Regions from separate parts of the Homo sapiens genome. Here region 2 is linked to region 1. Evidence: chromatin loops called from intact Hi-C (ENCODE). Cell type or tissue: sigmoid colon. All regions are shown on one strand.

Region 1 (2,500 bases):
AAAAAAAGAAAAAAAAAAAACTCACTACTGGTTACAAGACACCAACAAAAGAAACTATAGCTAAATCAACAGAACCAACATCTATTAGATACAACTACCAAAACTGAATTAAGAGAATAATATTTTTCTATGAAGTGAGTGAATAGTCACGCTTCCTTTAAGAAAGATATTCAGTAAGAAGGAAATAAACTAGCTTAGAATAAACGTCCCATGTTTTTAATCAAAAGCTGATTAAGGATAATACTTTTTTCTTAAAATTTAACATATCATTTCCTAAAATAAATTAAACCAACAAAGCTGTAACTATTTTTTTTATAAAACAAGGCAAAAGTGTTTCAACTTCTGTTAACCTCAATTATAACAGTTTTTTAAAAACCCACAATCCAACCTTATACTTTTAGTTCACTGAAGTTTTTGAGGTACAAAATAGCACATAGGTATACATATATGTATTTGTATATGTTTACAAATGCATCAAAAGGAACTCAAGAAGTATACACTATAGAGTTAATAGTCTTATAAGGGATGTGTGTAAAAAGAAGACTTAAGGACCTTAAATTTTACATCAATTTATTGTTTGAATTTTTACAAGTATATATAAATGTATTATTTCTATTGTTTTAAATAGCCCTATTAACAAGAAATTCCATTTTTAAACCCTCCCCTGAATTTCACATTTTCTAATAGAAAACACTAGTATTTCACTTTAAAATATAGTATTCACAATGGTTACAAGTCTGAAAAGTAAAATAATTTGTGATTATCCTATTAATGGCCTTCATTAATCTCTCTCCAACACTCCAATCTTTTTAAAATTTCATTGCTATAATTATAGAAATATTTTACAAAAGTCATTCCAGTACCTTGTCATTTTTTACTCTTATTAAATTACAATATAGCTACTAATCATTTAAAAAGTTTACATGGATGAATGCAATCAAATATAATTATGTCATTATCAACCCATTTTAAATAATAAAATTTCTAATTCCCACATAGTTCCTCTGGTTCACTCCTCCTACAGATAACAGACTTAGGCAAGCTTACAAAAATGTTGGAATTCACTGAGAATGTCAAGGTCGCACGGGAGTGGAGAAATAATATGCAAAGTCACTGCATCACCTTGTGGTAATGCCTGGGAAGTGTAGCTTCACTAACATCCTGAGAAAAAGTACAAACCTCCTCTCAGTTGGAGAGAAGTACACTCCCTACACAAAAAGGAAAGTAGAAGCAAGCAGCTTTACCATGTCAAATTCTGATTCCCCTTCTCTAAAGTGCACCTCTACAAACAGGAGTATAGTAAGTAGGCAAGCCAAGGATAAGTATGAAACGTCCAGTCAACAATTAAGGGGCCAGACACATTTGGCTGGGAAACAAAATCAGAAATGCTTATACATGCTGGCTACAGTGCCCTCTTCCAGGTTTCCTACTACACTTCCCCAAGTTCCAATGCCTCTAGAATTTCTTTATGTGTGTTATGCTGTAAACTGTATATTATAAAGTCTTTGGTCTAAATTCCAATTTTATTATTTTGCGAATGCATTAATGTCTATAAAAAAGATAAATAATATATAGTGGGCACTCAGTTATGTATACAGCTAAAATAAACATGGGGTGGGGGCAGGGAAGCATTTCAATGTTATCTTTACTTACTCCTCTTGTAACTTTTTCAAGCCCAAAGCAGATTTGACTTTTGTGGTAGTATTTTTCCAGTGGTTCCCAATACTTGTTTTACTTTAGCCCAAAAATGTAAGCCTTAGTGAACTTACTGAAAAATAGACCATAGTAAGAACTTCTGTACATTAAACATATGAAGCCAAATTAAGCTTTTTAATTTAGATAAATACTAAATATAATTTGCCAGTCCTAACAATTAGAATTCAAAAATAAGGTAATTTTGTTATGTGTGATAATATAATTATGGTGATTCTGTGTTTTTCTAGTCTTTATCATTTAAAGATACTAAACTAGGCCGGGTGCGGTGGCTCACGCCTGTAATCCCAGCACTTTGGGAGGCCGAGGCGGGCGGATCACGAGTTCAGGAGATCGAGACCATCCTGGCTAACACGGTGAAAACCCATCTCTACTAAAAATACAAAAAATTAGCCGGGCGAGGTGGCAGGCGCCTGTAGTCCCAGCTACTCGGGAGGCTGAGGCAGGAGAATGGCGTGAACCCTGGGGGGCGGAGCCTGCAGTGAGCTGAGATCACGCCATTGCACTCCAGCCTGGGTGACAGCGAGACTCCGTCTCAAAAATAAAAAATAAATAAAAATAAAAAATAAAGATACTAGGCCGGGCGCGGTGGCTCACGCCTGTAATCCCAGCACTTTGGGAGGCCGAGGCGGGTGGATCATGAGGTCAGGAGATCGAGACCATCCTGGCTAACAAGGTGAAACCCCGTCTCTACTAAAAATACAAAAAATTAGCCGGGCGCGGTGGCGGGCGCCTGTAGTCCCAGCTACTCGGGAGGCTGAGGCAGGAGAATGGCGTGAACCCGGGA
Region 2 (2,500 bases), 540 kb after region 1:
CCAGCCACATTGGTCTGGATCCTGCAGGAAGCCCAGGGGCCTTAGACAGCAGATGGTGGGGTGTGTGTGAGGGGTGGTATGCGTGCTGCTCTGAGTTTAGGGCTGAGTGTGCAAGCTAGGAGCAGAGGACAGGTCCAAGCCTGGCTTCTCACCAGTCCGCCTGGGGTGGAAAAGAATCCAGCACTCTCCCCAGCACTATTCCGGTAATGTGCCCACTTTCACTTTGAACGCTTGTTCCTCTTCTAGGCATCTGACCAGCTCACAGTAGTGAATCAGGAAGTGGAAGTATGTGGCTCTAAAGCAGCAGGACCCCCAGAACCCCTCGACAAAACATGGCAGCTACAAGACGGGTCGCTGCTTGGTTCTTCAGCACCAACACCCTACCATGCTCCCAAGAAAAGGTTGCATTTCCCAGGCACAGAGGAAAGGCTTCTTGGACTGGTTCTTGGGCAAAGAAGGACTAGGCACCCTCTGCAGGCTGGAGATCCTACTTGAGGGGAAGGCAGGAAGTGGCCCCAAAGAGCCCCTTTTTCTTGTCCCAAAATAGAGTGAAATAGCGGGTTCCCAGATTCCTGGAGAGTCAGGTCCGGTCCACAAAGAAGCGTGGCTTTAGGGCCCAGAAGGGGGGTTTAAGTCCCAGCCAGAAGCACAGCTGGGGCTTGTTCCTCTTAAGCCCCTTCCAGAACTAAGCCAGCCATACTGGCGAGGTGGGAGCATGGATGAATGGTGCACAGGGATCGCTCGCTCTATCTCAAAGTCTCTGGAGGAGGAAGCGTTGTTACCAGGTCAGAGCAAGGATCAGGCTGTATACCTAAGTGTGCGAATGTGAGTGTGTCAGTGTACACTGTGTGTGTGTGTGATGAGTCGTTCTGAGTCTATGGGTCTAAATGCAAACATATGAAATTGCTCACTAACAGTGTGGACAGGGAAGGGATAGGGGCTCCTAAATGCAGTCCAAGCCTCCAGTGGAATGTCCTGGGACCCAGGCATATCCGCAGGAACCGATAAGCAGCAAACACCCTGCCACTGTTTCCCTGGAAAGAGCAAAATCGCAACTCCATCGAAGCCGAAGGCGCCGATGTCCGTCCTGTGGTCTCACTGCAGAAATACGCGCCGGTTCCTGGAAAGAAAACAGTCCCAGAGGCTCCAAGAAACACCCATTCTGAGCTAGGCTGGTCCCGTCCTCCCCACTCTCCCATCCCTGACCGCCGGCAGAATTACCTGACCTGTCCCCACTGCTCCAGATCGCAACCCAATCGCGCGCCCACCTCCCCTCCCCGCCTGGTTGCGCGGGTCTGGGCCCCACTGGGATAAAGGAAGGGAAGGGGGGCGGAGATGGGGCCGCCTTCCTTCCCTGCCCCACCCGCACGTTCCTCCGCCTCTCCCCCGGGTGAATGGTGCGCGGCCGCGCGGCTGGCGCTGGGGACGGCGCGGGCCGCGGCGGGGACGACGGGTGCACCGTGCAGAGCTGGAGTCGGAGCCGCCCGCTTTGCATACGCCGTGGGCGGAGCGGGGGGGCCGGGCCAATGGGCGGCCGCCTGGCGCGACCCCGCGGGGCGCGATCCGCCCCCCTCGCTCGGGCCCCGGCCCCGCGCCGCGCGCTCTTCACTTCTTGGGGGCTTTTTAAAACAGCGCCACTGGGGTCTTCTCCATGCGGCTCGGGCTATGACAGCCTCCGTGCTCCTCCACCCCCGCTGGATCGAGCCCACCGTCATGTTTCTCTACGACAACGGCGGCGGCCTGGTGGCCGACGAGCTCAACAAGAACATGGAAGGGGCGGCGGCGGCTGCAGCAGCGGCTGCAGCGGCGGCGGCTGCCGGGGCCGGGGGCGGGGGCTTCCCCCACCCGGCGGCTGCGGCGGCAGGGGGCAACTTCTCGGTGGCGGCGGCGGCCGCGGCTGCGGCGGCGGCCGCGGCCAACCAGTGCCGCAACCTGATGGCGCACCCGGCGCCCTTGGCGCCAGGAGCCGCGTCCGCCTACAGCAGCGCCCCCGGGGAGGCGCCCCCGTCGGCTGCCGCCGCTGCTGCCGCGGCTGCCGCTGCAGCCGCCGCCGCCGCCGCCGCGTCGTCCTCGGGAGGTCCCGGCCCGGCGGGCCCGGCGGGCGCAGAGGCCGCCAAGCAATGCAGCCCCTGCTCGGCAGCGGCGCAGAGCTCGTCGGGGCCCGCGGCGCTGCCCTATGGCTACTTCGGCAGCGGCTACTACCCGTGCGCCCGCATGGGCCCGCACCCCAACGCCATCAAGTCGTGCGCGCAGCCCGCCTCGGCCGCCGCCGCCGCCGCCTTCGCGGACAAGTACATGGATACCGCCGGCCCAGCTGCCGAGGAGTTCAGCTCCCGCGCTAAGGAGTTCGCCTTCTACCACCAGGGCTACGCAGCCGGGCCTTACCACCACCATCAGCCCATGCCTGGCTACCTGGATATGCCAGTGGTGCCGGGCCTCGGGGGCCCCGGCGAGTCGCGCCACGAACCCTTGGGTCTTCCCATGGAAAGCTACCAGCCCT

Evidence for each region. Peaks named below come from ENCODE experiments on the same cell type or tissue, not always from the same donor. Only the 100,000 strongest peaks of a DNase experiment are listed, where the experiment ranks them.
Region 2: it touches region 1 in a loop (4-fold over the local background); 13 of 110 quality-filtered maps call a loop at or near these places.

Annotation. Positions count from the first base shown.
Region 1 is chr7:27,743,895-27,746,394 of GRCh38, reverse strand. The region is part of intron 1 of TAX1BP1 (Tax1 binding protein 1); the gene reads right to left. Among named protein-coding and RNA genes, the nearest start is that of TAX1BP1-AS1, 4.5 kb to the right of the region's middle. In sigmoid colon, a CTCF peak has its summit at 1,138; no DNase peak of the experiment used is centred here; H3K27ac peaks cover 253 bases.
Region 2 is chr7:27,199,243-27,201,742 of GRCh38, reverse strand. HOXA13 (homeobox A13) reads left to right here and starts at 1,652. Exons shown (of 2, transcript NM_000522.5): 1 at 1,652-2,500. The coding sequence starts at 1,666. HOTTIP (HOXA distal transcript antisense RNA) reads right to left here and starts at 1,322. Exons shown (of 3, transcript NR_037843.3): 1 at 1,222-1,322; 2 at 1-1,120. In sigmoid colon, no CTCF peak of the experiment used is centred here; DNase peaks (open chromatin) are centred at 1,492 and 2,426; H3K4me3 peaks cover 1,795 bases; H3K27ac peaks cover 1,746 bases; H3K27me3 peaks cover 950 bases.